2 separate regions of the Mus musculus genome follow, and region 1 is linked to region 2. A link is a loop called in an ENCODE intact Hi-C map of the cell type or tissue named here. Cell type or tissue: heart. All regions are shown on one strand. Links, peaks and the distances in the headings refer to the core of each region. The heading gives the core; the rest is flanking DNA.

What was found. Peaks named below come from ENCODE experiments on the same cell type or tissue, not always from the same donor. Only the 100,000 strongest peaks of a DNase experiment are listed, where the experiment ranks them.
Region 1: a loop joins it to region 2, with 2.3 times the contacts of the local background. A loop is called at or near these places in 1 of 42 quality-filtered maps.

The regions. Positions count from the first base shown.
Region 1 is chr10:80,318,275-80,328,793 of GRCm38, reverse strand. 2310011J03Rik (RIKEN cDNA 2310011J03 gene) reads left to right here and starts at 8,246. Exons shown (of 2, transcript NM_025521.3): 1 at 8,246-8,611; 2 at 9,247-10,519. The coding sequence starts at 8,482. The coding sequence ends at 9,446. Pcsk4 (proprotein convertase subtilisin/kexin type 4) reads left to right here. Exons shown (of 15, transcript NM_008793.2): 3 at 2,542-2,634; 4 at 2,716-2,844; 5 at 2,945-3,021; 6 at 3,123-3,211; 7 at 3,389-3,561; 8 at 3,650-3,862; 9 at 4,840-4,940; 10 at 5,018-5,121; 11 at 5,194-5,311; 12 at 5,619-5,804; 13 at 5,946-6,070; 14 at 6,585-6,713; 15 at 6,843-7,511. The coding sequence ends at 6,988. In heart, for the core only: CTCF peaks have their summits at 4,865 and 5,934 (motif pointing left); DNase peaks (open chromatin) are centred at 4,993, 5,133, 5,763, 8,233 and 3 weaker places; H3K4me3 peaks cover 4,187 bases; H3K27ac peaks cover 3,601 bases; H3K27me3 peaks cover 2,462 bases.
Region 2 is chr10:80,170,883-80,181,401 of GRCm38, reverse strand. It overlaps Fam174c (family with sequence similarity 174, member C), which reads right to left and starts at 8,458. Exons shown (of 3, transcript NM_027207.2): 1 at 8,228-8,458; 2 at 7,077-7,193; 3 at 6,283-6,585. The coding sequence starts at 8,436. The coding sequence ends at 6,585. It overlaps Efna2 (ephrin A2), which reads right to left and starts at 1,920. Exons shown (of 4, transcript NM_007909.3): 1 at 1,512-1,920. The coding sequence starts at 1,639. Cirbp (cold inducible RNA binding protein) reads right to left here. Exons shown (of 7, transcript NM_007705.3): 7 at 9,747-10,420. The coding sequence ends at 10,404. In heart, for the core only: CTCF peaks have their summits at 5,722 (motif pointing left) and 6,482; DNase peaks (open chromatin) are centred at 5,491, 6,511, 7,851, 8,231 and 8 weaker places; H3K4me3 peaks cover 4,456 bases; H3K27ac peaks cover 4,159 bases; H3K27me3 peaks cover 242 bases.

The sequences.
Region 1 (10,519 bases), core at 1,378-9,377, 150 kb before region 2:
AAACCCTTGCCCTGTTGTCCTGAATGGAAGGTCTCATGCACTGGTCCTTTCCCCCCCTGCAAGCCACAGGATGTAGGGAAGGGAACCGGTCCATTTCAGCACACAGGGGAGCTGGAGTCGGTGAGTGTGCAGAACCAGGGGCAGAGCCCAAGTTTTTGGTGCTTCTGTAGGTGTCCTGTCCACATTAGGCCAGTCTGCCACTGGGAACAACTCTTAGATGGCAGTCAAAAAACAGGCATGGAGGTGTGGTATGAGCCATAGAGGGTTACAGGATACGTTAGAGAGGGGATCACCTGCACTGGGACCTATCTTAGCTATTGCTATGACAAATACCATGACCAAAGCAACTTCCAGAAGGAAGACTTTATTGGAGCTTATTGGACTCAGAGGGTGAGGCCATGGCCAGTATGTCAGGGAGCATAGCAGGAGGGGTCAAGGTGGTGCTGATAGTTCACAAGGGGAAGGGAGAGCTAGCTGGAAAGGACATGGGCTTCTGAAACCTCCAAGCCCACCACCCACCTCCCAGTGATAGCGATAGACCTTCTTAAACAGGTTCACCTACTGGGAACCCAGCCAAGTATAAAAGGTAGGGGCCATTCTCATTCAAACCACCACAGGGACTCAGTGTCTTTAGAAGCCAAGCCTCTGAAGGAAGAGAATGAAGATAAATAGAAGTGGATAGATGGACAGAGATGGTCACCCAGAAGAACATGGCTCCTGAGAGAGACTAAGATGGGGTGTAAGGAGAAGGGCACAGGAGATGCTTTGGGCTGATAAACAGCACATGGAAAGGCCCTGGGGTAGAAGACAAGACTTTTTCCTGCCTTCCTAGTTGTAGCTTTGAGAGGAGCAGGCTGACTGCTGTAGGCCAGCTGGGCAGTAGGTGTGGTGATGTTGGACGAAAACGGAGGGGATAGGAGCTAAAAGGTTCAGTGGGTAGAGTGGATGGTGGGACGGAAGTTCTGTGTTCCATCCCAGCACCACCCAGGCATGGTAGCACACTCCAGTCATGCACATGGAGAAGTGGAGGCAGGAGGATCAGGAATTCAAAGTTATCCTCAGTTACATAGAGTTTGAGGCTAGCCTGGACTACATGAGACCTCATCTCTGAAAACAGAGAAATAGACAATGAGATGGCTCAGAGGGCAAAGGTGCTAGCTGCCCAACCTAGCTGAGCTCAATCCCCAGATCCAAGTAGAAGGAGAACACTGACTCCCACAGTTACTTTGTTGTTGTTTAATTTTCGAGCTAAGGTTTTGCTGTGTAGCCCTGGCTGTCCTGGGAACTCAGAGCAGCCTGCCTCTGCCTCCTGAGTGCTGGGATTAAAGAAGTCACTGCCACCTCCTTTGAAACAGGGTTTCTCTGTATAGCCCTGGCTGTCCTGGAACTCACTCTGTAGACCAGTCTGGCCTCGAACTCAGAAATCTGCCTGCCTCTGCCTCCCGAGTGCTGGGATTAAAGGCGTGCGCCACCATGCCGGGTTCCACTGTTACTTTTTAAAAGATTTAGAATTTTCTTCCTTATATTTGTTTTTACTAATGTGGATCAGCGCTCTGCCTGCTTGTCTGTACCACATATATGCAGGTGCCCAGGGAGCCCAGAAGTGGGCATGGGATCTAGTTGGAACTTGTTCCAGGTGCCTGCAGCAAGCCACCATGTGGATACAGGGAACTGAACCTGGGTCCGCTGTGAGAGCAGTCAGTGCTCTTAAGCCCTGAAGCATCTCTGTAGGCCCATGAGTTGACCTCCACATATATGCCATGGTGCATGTATTAAGGACACAGGAGGGGGACAGACAGAGAGACAGAGTAGCTACAGGAGGTCGTGGAAGTAGTGTGACATGAGCCAGGGGTGTCCTGACCTAGAGTTTCAGAAGCGGTGGCTTTTTTGAAGTGCTGTACCACTTTGGACCCCAGCACTCCAGGGGAAGAGGCAGGTGAATCTCTGAGTTCAAGGCCAGCTTCATCTCCATAGTGAGCCCCAGGCCAGCAAGAACTACACAGTGAGACCTTGTCTCAAAAGAAAAGAAAAAAAATAATAATAATCACACTGCAGGAGGGAGCCAGCAGGACTTGGTGCCAGCAGGACTTGGTGAGAAGGACCTAGGAACCGGGAGGAGAAATGCGTGGGGCAGGAGAGCTGCATTCGCTCCCAGCAGCTCCAATCATGAATCATCAGGCTGTGTCTGAAAACACAGCTTTAAGCCGTGGTGGCACACGCCTTTAATCCCAGCACTTGGGAGGTAGAGGCAGGCAGATTTCTGAGTTCGAGGCCAGCCTGGTCTACAAAGTGAGTTCCAGGACAGCCAGGGCTATACAGAGAAGCCTTGTCTCGAAAAAACAAAACAAAACAAAACAAAACAAAACAAAAAGCAAACAAACAAACAAAAACCCCACAGCTTTGAGGATCATGGGGGACCCAAAGAGCAGCTCCCACCGACATGCCTGTTAGTTTAGCAGTGTGTCCAAGCAGGTCTTCAGCCCTCCTGGCTGCGGGGCCACACCCCTGCGGTAGCTGGTTCAGCCCCTGTGCACCCTGCAGGTGCGCTGGTTTGAGCAGCAGACTTTGAGGCGCCGGGTGAAACGCTCCCTGGTGGTGCCCACAGACCCCTGGTTTTCCAAGCAGTGGTACATGGTGAGCACTTGGGCTGGGTGGAGTGGACAAGGGGACCATCCTGAGCCCCTCTGACCCCAGGTCCCTCCCTGCCTCTCCTAGAACAAGGAGATACAACAAGATCTCAACATCCTAAAGGCTTGGAACCAGGGACTGACCGGCCGGGGAGTGGTGATTTCCATCTTGGACGATGGCATTGAGAAAGACCACCCGGACCTCTGGGCTAATTATGTGAGTTGTCTAGGGATCAGAGCAGCAGGGCAGGTCCCCCGATGGACAGATGGCCTCACCTCACCTCACTATCATCTTTCTTCCCCTACCTGCCCTGCAGGACCCTCTGGCCAGCTATGACTTCAACGACTATGACCCAGACCCCCAGCCTCGCTACACACCCAACGATGAGAACCGGTGAGCTAGATGCTGTGTTCCGGGTGTTCCTGGGGCCTGCAAAAATGAATGCCAAGGTGGGATGGGACAAATGTCTGTTCTCCTCCTTGCTCTGGAATCAGACATGGAACGCGCTGTGCTGGGGAGGTGTCTGCCACAGCTAACAACGGTTTCTGTGGTGCCGGTGTGGCCTTCAATGCTAGAATTGGAGGTACCAGGGGTGAAGGCTGGGGGTGGGGTGTCAGGTTAAGCTTGGCTAGTGCAGGGACCTCCGTTCCCATCCCTGATGGCTGAGCAGTGCCAGGCCCTAGACTGAGGGTGGCAAGGAGGTGATCTGGTAGGGCAACCAGAGTTGGTGCTGGCGCAAGGCCCACGCCCACCCGCGCAGGCGTGCGCATGTTGGATGGAGCCATCACTGACATCGTGGAGGCTCAGTCCCTCAGCCTGCAGCCGCAACACATACACATCTATAGCGCCAGCTGGGGCCCGGAGGATGATGGTCGCACGGTGGACGGACCTGGCCTCCTCACACAGGAGGCCTTCAGGCGTGGTGTAACCAAGGTGACCAGGAACCACACCCTGGGCGGAGGGGGAGGGTCCCCTGGGGTTGGAGGACTGACTCTGTTCTCTCGGGTCACACTCCACCCAGGGCCGCCAAGGGCTGGGTACACTGTTCATCTGGGCCTCGGGAAACGGTGGCCTCCATTACGACAACTGCAATTGTGACGGCTACACCAACAGCATCCACACACTGTCAGTGGGCAGCACCACGCGGCAGGGTCGAGTGCCCTGGTACAGCGAGGCCTGTGCCTCCACGTTTACCACCACCTTCAGCAGCGGTGTGGTCACCGACCCACAGATCGTGAGCATACAGCCAAGCCCACACCACAGGCCCCGCCTGCAGGGGGTCTTCACCTAGACCCCACCACCCCAGGCTTCACCCCCAGGCAGTGGCCACATCCCTCCAGATCCCAGTCCCCAAGCAAGTCCCACTCCACAAGACCTGGCCACACAGGCCCTGCCCCTTCTGCCCGGCCACCCCCCTCGGGCAAGATCTGTGCCAGTGCCTGGTCTATTTGTGCCCCTGCCACATGGAGGCTCTCTGAAGAACATTCCCTTTGTACGGGCTGACTCTGAGGTTCCCCATCATTGGGCCATTGACTGTGTGGCCTCTGCCCCCCCCACCCCCCCCCCCCGTCCCTACTTCACCAACCTTTGAGGCTTGGCACGTTTTAGATGTAGGGCTATGTAACATTTTGAACTCAGTGCTCAGTGGTTTTGGAGCTTAGTCCTTAGCAGACCCTTAGTAACTGATGAACTTAGTCCTCAGTACTTGCTAAACTTGGTCATTAGTATTCTTTTTTTTTTTTTTTAAAGATTTATTTATTTATTATATGTAAGTACACTGTAGCTGTCTTCAGACATTCCAGAAGAGGGAGTCAGATCTCATTACAGATGGTTGTGAGCCACCATGTGGTTGCTGGGATTTGAACTCTGGACCTTCGGAAGAGCAGTCGGGTGCTCTTACCCACTGAGCCATCTCACCAGCCCCGGTCATTAGTATTCTTTATTTGAGCCAGACACTCACAGTGTAGACCAATCTAGGCTAGAGGTCACAGCTTCTCCAACCTCTGCCCCAGTGAGTCCTGGAATTAAATGCCTGTATCACCAGGCCCTTTCAGTACCTTTTGGACTCAGTCCTCCATGTGTTTCTTCAGCTTTTCTGAATGTTCACTTAGTCTGATGTTCACTCTGAAAACTTAGTCCCTAGTACCTTCTATACAATTTCTCCATCTGGGCTGCGCACTGAGCTCAAGGTCCCTCTGCTGTCTGTCCCAGGTCACCACGGACCTGCACCACCAGTGCACCGACAAGCACACGGGCACCTCGGCATCTGCCCCGCTGGCTGCTGGCATGATCGCCCTGGCCCTGGAGGCCAAGTAGGTGACAGTGGGGCTCCGCCCACCGCCCCGCCCCCAGGGGCGGCTCCCCGCTCACCCGCCCTCGCCCCCCCCAGCCCGCTCCTGACCTGGAGGGACCTACAGCACCTGGTGGTCCGCGCGTCCAGGCCGGCGCAGCTGCAGGCGGAGGACTGGAGGATCAACGGCGTGGGGCGCCAAGGTGCGGTGGGGCCAGGCAGGGGAAGCGGGTGTGGTGCACTCAGGGCCAGTGACCGCTACCCCTCCCGCGCAGTGAGCCACCATTATGGCTATGGGCTGCTGGACGCGGGGTTGCTGGTGGACCTGGCTCGCGTGTGGCTGCCCACTAAGCCTCAGAAGAAATGTGCCATTCGGGTGGTGCACACCCCCACGTGAGAGAGCCCCCGCCCACTGGAGGGAGGCCCCGCCCCTTCCACTGGAGGGAGGCCCCGCGGTCCAGACTCCACGCCTACGCGGGCGATTCTGTCCAGGTCTCCACCTTGCGCTTTGTTGTAGCTCCCCCTTCTCCACTACCTCCCCATCCTAGTCCAAGGTAGGCAGAATGCCCCGAAACCTCAGTTTACCCATCCGAGGAAAGAGTGCCCTCAGGCCCTTAGACACTGCCCGCCCCCCCCCAAACCCGCCTCTGGGCTCTACCTGGCCCGCAGCAGACCCACAGGACCGCCCTCACCCCACCAGCCCCATCCTGCCTCGGATGCTGGTGCCGAAGAACGTGACCGCGTGCTCAGATGGCTCGCGCCGCCGCCTCATCCGCTCGCTCGAGCACGTGCAGGTCCAGCTTTCGCTCTCCTACAGCCGCCGCGGGGACCTGGAGATCTTCCTCACCAGCCCCATGGGCACGCGCTCCACGCTCGTGGCCATCAGGTGTGAGACATCTCAAAGGGTCCTGAGAGCCAGCGGTGCCCTCCCTAGCCTTCCCAGATGGGACCCTATCTGGGTGGGACTCAGAAGACTTGTGTGAGACGCCACGAGCCCTGTCTCTCCTGTGCCACCCACTGGCCACAGACCGTTGGATATCAGCGGCCAAGGCTACAACAACTGGATCTTCATGTCCACTCACTACTGGGATGAGGACCCGCAGGGCCTGTGGACCCTGGGCCTGGAGAATAAGGGCTACTATTTTAACACAGGTGAGAGAATTGGCTGTGGCTGTGGGCTGCGAGCTTTGGAGCTGGGGACCCTGCCTTGGTTGACCCTCAGCCATAGAGGATCCTAGGGGTTTTCTTGGAGAAACCATGCCTTTCTAGTACACAGTAGACGGGCAATAGTAGGTGTACAGCTATGGGGGGAGTGTGAGGGAGTGAGGAGAATCTGACCTGTGGGGAAAGTGAGGGTTTGTAAATTAGGTTTAAGGTAACTTAAAGGAGCGGGGCACTCTGAGCACAGTGGCACACAGTAGGTGCAGTCACCTAAGAGAAGTGGGTCTGGCCACTGGCACACAGTAGATGTGTAGCAACTGTGGGGATGGTCTGACCAGTGCAAACCAGGTGCCACCTACCTGGGAGATGTGAGGTGGTGTGGCCACTAGCACATAGTAGGTACAGTTGCTACGGGGCCCTGCTTGGGAGACAGTGAGGCTGGCTACAGAGCCCGGCAGGCCAATGACAGGTGTCCCCCTTGGTGCCCACTGCGACCCCCGCCCAGGAACTCTGTACTACTACACCCTGCTGCTGTATGGGACGGCCGAGGACATGACAGCACGGCCCCAGGCCCCCCAGGTGACCAGCCGCGCGCGCGCATGTGTGCAGAGGGACACAGAGGGGCTGTGCCAGGGTGAGTGGCCGCAGCGCATGGTCACTTGTTGGGTGAGGAGGCGCAGCGGCCCGGAATGGGCAGGTGGGCACCGGCTGCACCCACCAGCTGCAGCCTCACTCCTTCTGTTTCCATGTTGTCCCTATGCAGAAAGTCACAGTCCCCTCTCCATCCTGGCAGGACTCTGCCTCATCTCCAGCCAGCAGTGGTGGTGGCTCTACAGCCACCCACAGCAGCCAGTGACCGAAGGACAGGCCAGCTGTCACCCTCCTGTTACACCTGCTGCAGCAGCCTGAGCAGCGACTACACTGCCTGTCCCCTGTCCCTTGTGTTGGGAGAGCTCCAGAGCCCCTCCAAGGCTTGCCACCTCTGGTGGCCCCCCAGCTACCAGTCTTGGGCCATGGTGCTGGCTCTGCTGGCCAGGGCCTTTGGGAGGCCCCTCGGCTTGAGGAAGGCCCACCTGCCCCAGGCTAGATACCCCAGTGCCCAAAACCATGCATGCACAGATCCCTGGAGGCTGGAGAGCCAGAGATGCCTGGCTGTCAGGACAGAAGGCCGGTACCCCAAGGTCCTGCTCTCAGGCTGGAAGAGAAGCCTGCCCCAGAAGGCCAGGGCAGAGCAGCTGCATGGGTCAGGTGACAGCCCACCGCTCAGCCTCAGCTGCTCCCAGTGGAAGAGATGTGTCCTTACTCATTTTGGAGCAGGTACAGTGGGCAAGAGGTCAGACCACAGCCACCAATCATCTGCCCCTTCCCTGTCTCCAAGCCATCCATAGCCCCATGTCTAACCTCATAGTTGCCAAATAAAAGTTAAACAGAAGATGTCGAGTTTATGGTGTCCTTGAGGGTAGGGTGGGCCCCTGGAGGAATAAGGACCCACAGAGGAAGACTGCTCTGAGCCCAGATCTGCCAAGTGCTGAATTACCATACAGCCATGAACAGGAAGCTAGCTCGCTCCCCCATCCCCCACTGGTTTTTTTTTTTTTTTTTTTTTTTTTTTGGTTTTTCGAGACAGGATTTCTCTGTTTAGCCCTGGCTGTCCTGGAACTCACTTTGTAGACCAGGCTGGCCTCAAAAATCTACCTGCCTCTGCCTCCCGAGTGCTGGGATTAAAGGCGTGCGCCACCACTGCCCGGCTTTCCCACTGCTCTTTTGAGACAGGGTCTCACTGTGTAGTCCTGGCTGTTCTGGGATTCCCCATATTGACCAAGATGATCTTGAACTCACAGAGGTCTGCCTGCCTCTGCCTCACAGTACTGAGATTAAAGTACTGAGTTAAAGGTCTACCACAAGGAAGCAAAGCCTGTGGCTAGGTTCCATCCAGCATTTATTGAGCGCCCACTGTGTACCTGGCAATGGTTGTACACTGATTACTCTCGAAATCACGTTCACCCCTTTCCTCCCACCACACGCGGTGAAGGAGGGCAGAGTTCCTTCTGATCTTACTGGATAGCAACTAGGAGCATCTAGGCTTAGGGCTCTTTAAGACGGGGGAGGGGTTTCGCGAGGCGTGGCGCTGGAGTGGACCGGAAGTGCCGGAACGTAGTGGCGTTCAAGCAGGAAGCGGAAGCGGTGGCGGCCGCCTAGGTTCTTGGAACGAAGATAGGCAGCGGGGTGTTCCAAGAGCAAACTGGCGCGGAGATCGAGCCAAACTCCGAGGTTCCGGGAGGAGGGAAAGCGAGACGGGGTAGGGACCTCGGCGCAGGTCTGTAAGGGGTGCGTAGGAGTTCGCGAGGTGGGCGGGCCGAGCCGAAAGTGGACCCCCAGTTAGCGCGCGCTCCACCTACAAGATGAACTCCAAGGCGAAGAAACGCGTGGTACTGCCCACTCGCCCCGCGCCTCCCACGGTGGAGCAGATCCTGGAGGACGTGCGAGGGGCACCCGCTCAAGATCCTGTTTTCACTGCCCTGGCCCCGGAAGGTAGGAGAACGTGAGACTCCCGAGTGGGGAGCAAACCGACTGCAGGGACGAATCTTTTTTGTCCCTGCCCTTCTCTTCCCCTGCAAAGAAAGATCATCAGAAATAAAATTGAAAGTGCTCCGAACTCTTGGGAGGCAGAGGCAGGCGGATTTTTGAGTTCGAGGCCAGCCTGGTCTACAGACTGAGTTCCAGGACAGCCAGGGCTACACAGAGAAACCTTGTCTCGAAAAACAAAAACAAAAAAAAGTTGAAAGTGCTGCCAACCCGGGTCTAGGGCAAGAGGATTGCTGTGAGTTCAAGACCTTGTCTCAGAGGGGCGTGGCCAGCTGCTCCTACAAATTAATGGGGGGCCAGAGTACTTGCAGGGGCCATATCTGCGACTCCTGGCCTAGGATCCAGGAATCCAGGCAGTCCTGGGTAGAACGGCAGGCCAGGGTGGCTGGAGGTGTCCTGTCCTCTCCATGACACCAAAACCTGAAACTGAGTCTTGTTTTCTAGTGCCTAATAGGCCTATATAGCCCAGGCTGGCCTCGAACTCACCATGTAGCCAAGGATGACCTTGAACCACTGATCCTCTTGCCTCTGGGTTGGTGGATGTCAGGCCTGGGGATGGTGACACTGTTTCTTCTCTTCAGACCCCCCAGACCCATCCCCAAGGGCTGAGGACTCTGAGATCCAGCAGGAGCAGATCTACCAACAGAGCCGGGCCTACGTGGCTATGAATGAGAGGCTGCGGCAGGCGGGGGAAGCTCTGAGACAGAAGTTCGATGGCCTTCGGCAAGCTGGTCAGCGGCTGGAACAGGATATCAGCCAGGTGACTTCAGCCACCTCCTAGAGCCGAAGTTACACCTGATGTCCTTGGTCCAGGCCTGGGCACCTAGCAACCAGAGGCTCTGGGTCAACATTTGCTGTCCCAACCCTGGCCCGGGGAGACCCAGTGGCCCACCTTGCCAGCTAGCAGCTTTGTTCCCTCTTCCATCCTTAATGGCCTCTAATTCATGATGGGACTTAGGGACATGGCCACCTCCTCATTATGGGGACACTGGCCTAAATTGCATCAAGGACTTGATTGCAGGTCGGGGCTCAAAGCCAGTCTGCCCCATAGTGACCGGTGTGCTCTTCTGTCCCATGTCACCCTGGGCAGTGAAGGTCTTCATCCCCAGCATCCACAGCAGGCCAGCCACTGGCATCTTGGTTGAGAGAATGGGCTAGCTGCACGCTTCATAGAGCCTGGCTCAGGCCCTCTAGGGCTACACTGCCTTCTCAGTTCTCCCTGGGGCCGGGGAGACTCATCAAGGGAGTTTCCATTCTGGGGAGCCCAGGGGTCCAAGAGGAACTCAAAGGCCAGGTCCCTGTGTGTGGTGAATGTTGCCCCTTCTGGATCTGGGGTTTAGTTTGCCTTCTTGCAGAAGACCCACCACTCTTGGGGTGGCTGGACTTTAGTTCTGGAAGATTAAAGATGTTTGATGCCTGAACACAGTTCTCCCTTAAGCCAGGCTAGATCACTGGGTACCCAAGCCCCCTGCCACCCCTTGGCAGCTCAGGCGCTAGCTACCACACCTGCCTCCTTGGGTCCCAAGCTGGCTGGAACTGTTTTGTCAGAAGTGGCCTTAGCTTGTGGCTACATCATTCCTGACACTCCACATTCCTGGCGGTCACGGGGTCCAACTTGCCCTGACCAGTGCAGCTTGGACTCCTGGTCCCCACCTCCACCATGACACCTCCACCACAAATGACCAGTGGCTGATGGCCAGGTACAGCTTGGCTGAACCTCAGTCAACCTCGGCTCCAGCATGTGGGGATGTGACACGCTGTCGAGTCAGTGGGGAGCTCAGAAACACCTTCTGGGGTTGAACAGAGCTGTAGAAGAAGGTCTTGGAACGACCCCCCCCCCCCAGAGCCAGTGAT
Region 2 (10,519 bases), core at 869-8,868:
GCCTAGCTGTCTGTCCTCTCAGGCAGCCTGCCCTGATACACAGCAACAGGAGGTGGCAAGCCTGAGCTGGACCCTGGTGGTGGCAGGGGACACCTCCATCCTTCCAGAGTCAGGGTTCCAGCCTGCAGCCCCATGACCGTGTCTCCACGGCAAGTAAGGCCATTAGGGGCAGCCATGACCCTTTTCCTTCTTCTCCATACCCCCTCCCTCCATCCTCTGTGCTTTTTCCAGACAAAGGACAGGCCATACTGGGGACAGAGACTCCACAAGCTAAAACTAGAAAACTTAGGCCAAGGAAGTCTCACCCTGCTCCCTGCACGGCCACTGAGTGTTAATCAAACCCACATGTGACCAGTGTAGCTGGCGGGCCGTGGGGGTAGGGGGCCCACTGAGCGATGGTCCTGCCAGGTTGCTGAGAGGACCTGGGGTCCCTGCCCTCAGCCCAAAGGAGCTGACCTCACAGCTCTGCCTTGATGGTAGGGGACAGAGAGCTCCCACTCCCACCGAGAGACACTGTTGGCCCTTGTGCCACAGCTTGCCTCAAAGACCACCTTTTTTTTGCAACTTTCTGTTGATGGATCAAGAGGGCAGCTTGGCTGATCCATCAACTAAGTTCCTCACTGGCCAGCCTCGGACACATGGGGACTCTCGATCTATACTGCACCCAAGCCTTGGAACCCCAAAGCCTATCTCCCAAGACACCCTCCAGCATGCCCCCACTTCTGAGACCCTTCTGACCCGGAAGGTTCTATGCTTTCCAGAATGTGGTCAGTGGCTGTAAACTTTTTACTCAGCCTGTAACAGTGGCTTCTGCTGTGTCCCCTGACTGTACCCAGTGCCTGGCAGGGTCTGACCCATGGGGTGCCACCAAACAGACAGGCAGGACCCGGTGCCTTGCTGGGTGTGGCAGGCTGGGTACCACCAGGGTCTCCAGCCCTAGCACCAGTTCTCTGGGCATGACCTTGAGGCAGCCCCTCCTGGCTCCTGCACCTCAGTTTCCCCCCGCAGCTACAAAGGTGGAAAACGATAAGCCTAGGCTGCACCCCTCAAACTGACCTCCGTCGCTTTGGTGCCTGGTCCCCTCTGTTCCTCTAAAGTGTCTGGGGGATTGGAGCACCCCTTGGAGTGAACGAGTGAACATAGGGGTAGAAAGGGGATTTTGTAACTTCCCCAAGTTCATCTGGAGAACCAAAGACAGGACTCTCAGAACCTTCTCAAAAGAGCCAAGTCCGGGGATTCCTTGGGTGGAAGGGAAGTCCCCAGGGATATTTGCCAAACCCTCAGCCCTCCAGGGTGCTCCCTCCTCCAAGAGGCCAGGGGTTCAAGGGTGTCCCCCAAGCAAGTACAGAGAAGGAACTCCTGAGTCTGAGGGTGCAGAGGGCTTCCCCCAAAGTCCAGGAGCTCTTGGGGGAATACTAGGCACCCCCGAAGTTCAGGAGGAGGTCCGTGCGCTGCAATCCCCAGGGCTGGGGCCTCTTGGGGTCCCCGGGGGTTCCCCCAATCAAGCTCACCTGGGGTTGCTACGGTTCCAGTAGACTGCGTATCGGTCAGCGTTGGCCCGGGCCGGGTCCTCGTTGCGCGCACGCAGCGGCAGCAGCAGCAGCAGCAGCGGCAGCAGCGGGCGCTGCGCGGGCGCCATGGCCCCGGTGCTGCCGCCGCGCTCGCTCCCTCGCTCTCCAGCCGCCGCCTGGCCCCGCCGTCTCCGCCTCCGCCTCCGCCGCCGAGCGGGCGGAGCGCCGCGCGCGCTTGGAGATCTGCCGCCCCGCCTCTGCGCGCGGCCCCCGCCGTAGACCGCGGGCGCCGAGAAACCAGGCGGCGGCGGCGGCGGCGGCGGCGGCGGCGACGGCGGCGCGGGGCAGAGGCCCGAGCGGTGCACTGCGCAAGGCGCTCTCCCGGGTTCCCCGGGCGCGGGGGCTCCCCTCGCCTTTGTCCCCGCTGGAGCGTCTTGGAGGGTCGCGGGCGCCCCCTCCCGCCGCGCCCCGGACCCTCCAAGCCTCTGCCCGGGCCCCGCCCCGGCCAGACTCGCGCAGACTCTGCCGCGGATCCCCAGGGTCCCGCCCTAGCCTCCCGCATCGGGAAGGGGACCCCAGAGCGCTGAGCTTGTGCGGGGGTGGGGGGGCTTTGTGGCCCCACCCTGGGTAGGTTGTAGCGAAGTGCTTGTTTGCGCCGCGCCTGGCATCTCAGTACTTAGGAGGCTGAGGCAGGAGGATTGACGCGAGTTCCAGGCCATCCTAGGCTACAGTGTCAGATCAGATCTGATAAAACAAAGAAGTCGTAGGCCAGTTGTGGTGGTGCACACCTGCCCTCCCAGCATTCGGGAGGCTGAGGCAGAAGGATCAGACATTCAAGGTCATCCTCGGCTACATAGAGGGTTCTAGGCCAACCTGGGCTACATGAAACCGCAGCAGAAAAGAACTAAAGTTCCAAGTCACCCTTTCCTAGCTTTCCATCCTCCTCGACTGTACATCCTTGAGGCCTCTGGGAGTCACTTCAGGAACTCTGGGAATCACCCCAATTCCTGGCAGGTGAAAGGACACTCGCTCGCTTGCTCGCTCAGGGAGGGCTTTCCCTACAACACCTAGATCAGAGCTGTGTGAACCAGATGGGTTTGCTGGCTTGTTTTTCACTTGCTGGGTCCTGTGCTTGGTGTTGGGGACCACAGAGCAGTTGGATTCTAAAATGTCCTTCTGTGTGCGGACTGGGAAAAGCTAAAGCTGGCCAGTGTTATTATTACCTGGGACCAAAAAGGCCAGGGTGGCACTGTAGAAATTAGATATGTGGCCTTCTGTGACAAGTTCCCCACATGCCACACACATAAACATGTGTTCACTTGTGCTTGTGTGTACACACACACACACACACACACACACTGGGTGGGCACAGATGTGAAATCTTTACCCAGACCTGGAAGTGCTCTGTCCCCACTCTCCACTGAAATATGTCTCTCCTCTTTGTAGGCCCGGCTTTACTTGGGGACCTGAACTTGGCTGTCAAGGGTATTCTGGGATTTCCAGGTCAAGCCCTGGTGGCACCCACAGGACACAGGGCCACATGTCTAAGCATTCTGCCCATAAAGGTGAATGTTGGGGAGCTGCCCTGTCTGGGACATGAGCACCCCCTTTGCAATGGGGAGGGCAACCAAGAGGGTAGTCTCATCTACTAGACTGTATCTGTTAGGTTCTCAATCACCAGGGCCAGTCACAAGGACACCTAGCAAGGAGGCCACATCACCAGGCCTCATTTGCATGCTGGGGCCACCGAGTTGAGAGCTGCCTGCCGCCAGTGGATTTGAGCAGAAAGCTTTGCCTTCTGTTCTTGTCTGTTGTCTCAAGGTCAGATCCAGAGTGAGGACAGGAACAAAGGCGGCTGTCCCCCACTCTACCTCCCAAGCCTGCCTGTCGCTCCTGAGGACACACAGATGAGGGGAGAGCAGGGCCTCAGAAGGCCTTTTGTTCCAGGGAGCCCTGCCTGGCCACCATAGTGACAGGGAGCCTAGGAAGTCCCATGCCCTCCGCAGGCATCCTGCCTCAGACCATGAGGCCAGTGGTCACTGGAAATAAGACCCTGCCTTGGAGATAGTCAGAGGTCAGGGGCCTACCATGGAGACAAGCATCAATGAAGGTCAGGAGTTACCAGGGTCAAAGGTGGCTTCAGATCCATCAGGTGAGATCTGTTATGGGATATCTGGGTCCTTCAACCATCTGCTGGGGCTGTGTGCTCAGGCCATTGCTCACCCTATGATTCAAACCCACACTGACGGTCTTCAGTGGCCCTGGGCCAACCCTGTCTCCAGGCTTCACTCATCAACCCTGGTTGGTCACCCATGCCCCACCCATGCCACTCTGGTACACAGGGCAAAGCCTCAGGCTCCTGATCTCAGTGTCTGGTGACTCTACAGCCATCAAAGGCCACATTGCCAGGCAGGAGGCTAAAATTATGCCGAGAGAAATTTCTCATTACAGAATAAATTGTACCAAATTGCCCGCCTGAGCTGAGACAGGGCTGGGCAGTTGGGAGTTGGGGGTGGGTTATGGATCCCACAAGTGCCCCCCTTCTAGCTTGCCACCTGCAGAGTAAGGACAGGGTAGATATTTGCCCAACCCAAGCAATAGGCACCCACTGGAGCCCAAAGAAATAATAATCTTTGCATTACTGGCAAACAGAACCTCAGAGGAAATCCTCCCTCCCTCTTGCCTTCTTCTCTTCTCAATGCAAGCACTCCCTCCTCCCTTTTCTATACCCTCCCACCATTCATCCCCCCTCCCATCCCTTCTCATTCTCTCCTGTCTATCATCTTCCCCTCCCCTCAAGCTCAAGGCACAGGTCAGGCTTTGATCCCAAACCCATCTTCCCACAACTAGAACTGTCCAAGTCCCAGCAGACTGCTGTGCCTACCCAGGCCCCTGTTGGGAGAGGCTAGCCTGAGCCCTACAGAGGGACTCAGAGTACCCTGGCCTGCCTTCCCTTTGTGGAACTCCATCCATGTAGGGTCGCAGCTGTCAACTCTTGACTTCCAAAGAAGATGTGACTGGTCTGTGACATGCACTTGCCCCCATGTCCCCAATGGAGCAGCTGACAGCTAGCTCTTTGGGGGCGAGGGGAGCACCAAGAGGCTTGGTTTGCCCATATTGGGGGGATGATGCTTCGGGGGACAGTTTATTTTTTTCCTGTATTGTGGTGTGGCACTCTGAAGGCAATTTACAGGAGTTTGTTCTCTCCTTCAACCACGTGGGTCCAGGGATCAAACTCCGGCTTGGCAGCATGTGGCTTCACCTGCTGAGCCTTTCTGCCAGTCCAAGGCTCAGATTCAGGATGGGTACAGGTGGCAACAGCATTCTGAGTTCAAGCCCCTGGCCCTGCTGTGTGTGTGCTGAGAGCCACCCCAGGTGCACACACTCACACTCCTCACCCCAGGGGCACACACTCACTCCTTGGGCACTCACAGGCTGGCCAGGGCCCAAGGCCTTCCATCTTGCCTGACAGGCCCTTCTCCCAGCTTTCAGCTGTGCAAGAGCACTGGCTAATAGTGCATTAACCTTGATGGAACTGCCAATTACCCCTGCTAATGCTGGGGTTCAGTGACTGCGGATGGTGGTGGGGCCACCCTCCCTGGGAGCAGAAGCAGGGGTGGGGGCTGGGGTCTCTCCTGATCTCATTAGACTAATCACCCTCTCTTTTGAAGCTCCAGCAATGGCTGAGCTGAGGAGCCTGGGGCACAGCTCCAGGGACTAGAACCAGGCCCATATCAGCAGTCATAACACAAAGATGGGGAATGACCAACAGGGCACAGGAACCCCAGACCTGTGACTCAGGAGCTCTGGATTCCCCTGGGTACAAGTTGGGAAAGCAGAACAGAGGTTTCCTGCGGGGAGCACCCCAGGCTGAGGAGAGACCCAGCCACTGAAGGGGGCAGATAGAGACATACAGGGTGGGCTATGGCTTGGCTCTCCATCACACCCAGCCTGACACCAACACTCATAGTAAGTAGGCTCAGCCAGCCTCAGGGACCCAGCTCAGACCAGTGGGAGTATCAGTGGGTATGGAAGTGGAAGAAGTCTGGACACCTATAGGGCAGGAGCTGGACAAGGAGTTCCGACTATGAGGGTTCTGAAAGAGGACCAATAGAGGAGACCTGGTCCCAGAGTAACTGGGGGCGGGGGCGGGGGTGGGGGAGCTGGGAGGCAGGCTAGGTGGTATGTGGCTGCCACCTGGTGGCAATTAGTTGTTATGACCAAGCAGTGTGGACTCAACACTGAGGAAAACTGAGGTTAAGACCTCAAACTGCAAGTGACTTAGCATCCCTATCCCTCTTCCCTAAATTTAAGCACCAGAGAGGCAGGTGACTGGCTAATTCTGAGCTGTAGCCCATAGGATCCTGAGAAACTGCAGTAAGTGACTATACACTGAGCCAGAGTGTCATAACTGGAGCCTTGGAATAGTCTCTCTCGCTCTTACCCTCTTACCCTCTTGCCTCTCTTTTGCCTCTTGCCCCCTTACTCCTAATTCCCTTCCCCCCCCTCTCTACATGGCCATGACCAGGCCCCATTTCTCTACTCTCTCCTTCTCTCTGCCTTTCTCTGCCTCTGCTACCCTCTTAACTCCCCTCCCCATGCCCCGAATAAACTCTATTCTATACTATAAAAAAAGAAAAAGAAAAAGAATAGTCTCTAGGGACAGTGACATGAACAGGAGAGCCCTGTCCTAGGCAGGGCAGCCAGGCATGACACCCTCATTCACTTCACCAGGACACCTGAGTGTGGCATCAAGGGGGAGGTCTCAGATAAGCTACAAAGCCACTCTTCATTTATTGTTGCCAAAGCAGCAGGAAGGCGCACAGAGATCCTCAGGCCCCCTGCTCCATCACACCTTATCAGAGGATGCTCTTGTCCCTTACAGGAGGCAGGCTGACGGAGCAGCCCACATCAGCCTGGCCTTGGGGCCCTCCAGTCTGTGGGCTAGTCTCAATGAGGTCTCTATGCTGCCCCCTAGGGCCTGTGCAGGCTCTGTCCAGGAAGGTTGACATCAGAGCTCACAGAACTACATGTTTTCTCTTGTCCTTGCAGCCTGTCATCTCCATCTCAACATCTGCAAGGGAAGGAACAGGACAAGATATGGTATTGAAGGATGGGACTGGTTGGGCCTCCTTCCAACCCAGCCCAGCCCAGCCTGTAGAAGGTGATGTCCCTTGCAGGTCCACCAGGGTAGGGAGAAGAGACCACAGAAGATGATAAAGTTGGTGTCCAGGGCCCTTGGAAAGCCAGATCTAGTGCCTATTGTGGTCTTGGCTCTATAGCAGCCATCACCAGGACAGGACACTCAACTCTGCTCAGAACCCTGAGGAAGCCACCTTTGTTCTCATTGCAGTTCTGCTCTACCCTCTGTGGTACCACATTCCCTGTGTGGCACTTTCCTCCAACATCTGTTTCCATTAGAGCTTCCAAAACCCCTATTGACACTCCACCTTCTTGGCACACTCCCAGCCCCTCACTGGGGGATTCTAGCTCTGAGATAGACCCTGAGCCCTTTTAGAGACATTGTCCCTTGCTAGTTTGTCTCAGTGATGAAGTCCTTCCTACCATCTCAGATTCCTGGTTTCAAAGACAGTCTCTTCCTCGCTGTCCTGAGAGGCCATCTCTTCATGCTCCTCCGTGTTGGTCAGGAGCCCATACCTCCTTCGCTGTGACTTCTTGAGTCTGCAGGACAGAAACACCCTCAGAAACAACTTCAGCACGGGTGACACCAAGTCCAGGGTACCCACGCAATGCTTCCCTCCACCCCCAAAGCACTTGCCAGATGTGAATCCTTTGTCATAAGAACTACAAGTGCTCCAGGCGTGGAGGCGCACGCCTTTAATCCCAGCACTCGGGAGGCAGAGGCAGGCGGATTTCTGAGTTCAAGGCCAGCCTGGTCTACAAAGTGAGTTCCAGGACAGCCAGGGCTATACAGAGAAACCCTGTCTCGAAAAAAAAACCAAAAAACAAAAACAAAAAAACAAAACCCAAACTATAAGAGCAACTCTTGGCATAGTGAAAACCACGGAGGTAGAGGCATGGATACTATTGGGTTGGATTGCCAGCCACAGCTTCCTAATTAAAGCACAAGGCACTGTCATAGCAGCTAAGAAAAAAATGGAAGATGAAAGGCTGGTTTCTTTTTTCTTTGATTCAGTGTATTGCAACACAGGCTGACCCTTAACTTCTGATCATCCTGCCTCCAGTTCCAAGTGTTGAGATGACAGACATGTATCAGCACACAGCATTTTGCAGGTGTTAGGCAAAACTTTTATGAGCCTCAGCCAAGGAAAGAATTTCTGCAGTTTTTGCAGTACAGCACGTTTTTTCCCACCCCTGTCACCACACCACCAGAGAGGCTGAGTTAGGAGGATGGCCATACTGCGGTCGCTGCCCACCTCGTCAGCCTTAAAATCACAATTAAAGAGACAAGAATAAGAACCAGTCGGCCGGGCGGTGGTAGCGCACGCCTTTAATCCTAGCACTTGGGAGGCAGAGGCAGGCGGATTTCTGAGTTCGAGGCCAGCCTGGTCTACTCTACAGAGTGAGTTCCAGGACAGCCAGGGCTATACAGAGAAACCCTGTCTCGAAAAACCAAAAAAAAAAAAAAAAACAAACAAACAAAAAAACCCAGTCGGCAGCCTGAATCACGTGCCCTCCCGCCCATTTCCTCCTCCCCCTGACTCACTAGATGCTGATTGGCCGCGCTAACGCACCTAAAAGCCCGGATGAGGAAGTAAAGCGAGATCAGGCCGCAGAGCCCAGTGATTACGTAGAACAAGCGGAGCACCGCGGAGCCCGTGTCCCTGTCCGGGAGCCTCCCGTTTGTGTGGTTATAAGGTGGGCCCGGCAGGCTGGAGTTTTCAGCGGAACCAGGGTTGCTACACCAGAGGAGCAGCAGCAGCAGCAGCATGCGTAGTGCCATGCCGGAGCTGAGGCGGAAGTGCACACAGCCCCGCCCCGCCCACAATGCCCTGCGCAATCCTAGGGTTGTTCATCTTAGCGCCTTATTATGGAGATGGGTGGACACTAAGACTCTTACCCGCTGCGCCCTAGTCACCCCTATCCCTGCCACGTCTCAGACCCAAGCCACAGAGTCGGGGGTTCTGGGTCACAGCCCTTTATTCAGGCAACCCAACCCCCCCCCCCCCGCCCCCACAACATTCTGTCCCAGCGACCACGCCAGCCCAGCTTCTTTATCTTTTCCACAGAAGCCTGCATCGCCCACGAGCCAGGTGCTAGCTCAGGAATTGCCTGGAAAAGAAGAGAAGAGATCAATCAGGGAAAGTCCAGTCCAGCTTCTAGGGGTGGGGGATCCCTCAACCCTCTGAGCACCCGGAGTGTCCAAGGACCCCAGGCCTTGACCTCGGGCACTCACCGGGCAAACTGTGTGCAGTCTATGGCTCCAGATCCTGTGGAACCCTCTAGGACCCAGAGTCAGCCATCCTCCCATGGCTCAGGTTGGCTCCCCTTCATCCTGCCAAACAAAGGCGCGTGACTCTTGGCATCCCTGTGGGCCTGCAGCGCCTGCCCTCCCACCTCCCACCCTCACGGCGCCCAAGTGGTTCGTCCCAAGGTGGCCATGCCCAGGGCGTCAGCGCCCTTTTGCAGCCCGCCTCGAGCAGAGCCGGGCTCTGTCCTGCTCAACAGCTTCACGGACTCTGGGCAAAAACTAAAGGCAGCAGCGCAGGTCTAAAGCCTGTCAAGCAAGGACCAAAAACATGCCCAGAAAGGCAGGGCGCCCGGTAGCTCTGGCCGGCCGCGTTATACTGGCGGGAGGTACCACCAGTTTGACTCAGACTTCCAGGAAGCAAATGTCAACCCCAAGTCTAAGTTTCTGTCCAAGTGAGCTATAAACCGGAGGGATGCGACACGAGCGCGAGCGAAAGTGTTACCTCGAGGCACAGGCCAGCTGCAGAGCTAGCGGGGGAGCAGCGGGCGAGTCTCGGAGGGTCTGTGGCTCGCGTCTGTCCCCCGAGGGCTGCGGCTTCGGAGGCTAGCAGAGAATGCCTGGAACTGGCGGGGCGCAGCCGCTAGGCAGCCTCGCTGGCCCTGCCTGCACCCGGCCCTGTACTGGGCGAGGCCTCTGCCGCCCTGCAGCCCCTCAGCACTGCCCACTCCCGTCCCCACTTGGCTGCTTGTTGCCTCCCGCACTGCCCTGCCTTCCTAGCTGCTCTGCTGGCCACGGAGCCGCAGCTCAGTGTCGGCAATGAAAGGGAAATGGTCAGAGCGAGATTCATTTCACACGGTCTTTTAATCGGCTTCGTGAAGCCAAAGAAACTGCGTACAAGAATTCCTCAGCCACTGTGAATACAACATCGATGGAGTATGCATGTCTTCGGTAAAAAAGGACAATATAAATAAACATTTCCACAGCCTCCCGGACTGCTATGCTCCCCATGGGCTTGAGACATGTGCCCGATGGGCAGGACCTGCTGCAACTCCGCAGCCGGGCTGGGGAGCTGGAGGGCCATGGCTTGCTCAAATCGAGTCCATTCCATCTCAGGAGGGGTGGGGCGCCAGACTTCAGGGGCGACCACACAAAAAAAGAAAAAAAAAGAAAAGCCACAACCAAAAAACCTGAAAAAACAAAAACGAGTAACCAAAACCCACACAACCCGACAATTTAGAAAAAACAAAAACCCATGGCTCATGGTAAACAGTAAAATCTGAAGTGCTTTCCAAAACGTTTTTAAGAATACTTAAAAACAGACAGCGCTTCCTTAAAAACAGGTCTAGTCACGAGGCCATCTTGGGTCAGAAGCAGGCTGCTGACGGGTCAGAACGGAAAGGACTACAAAAGTGGGAACAAGGTGCTCACTACACAACGATCAGCGAAGCTCCCCCATCTTAATTACAGCCATGGAAGGACGATCTGGACGCGGAGGGCTTTTACTCGTTGTGTGTAGCTGAGGACAGAAGCGGGACAGTGTAAAGTCACTGGAGCTTGTGCTCCGCCCGCGCGCGTGGGAGGTGGCACAGGGTTTCATGCACCTGGTGCCCTGACC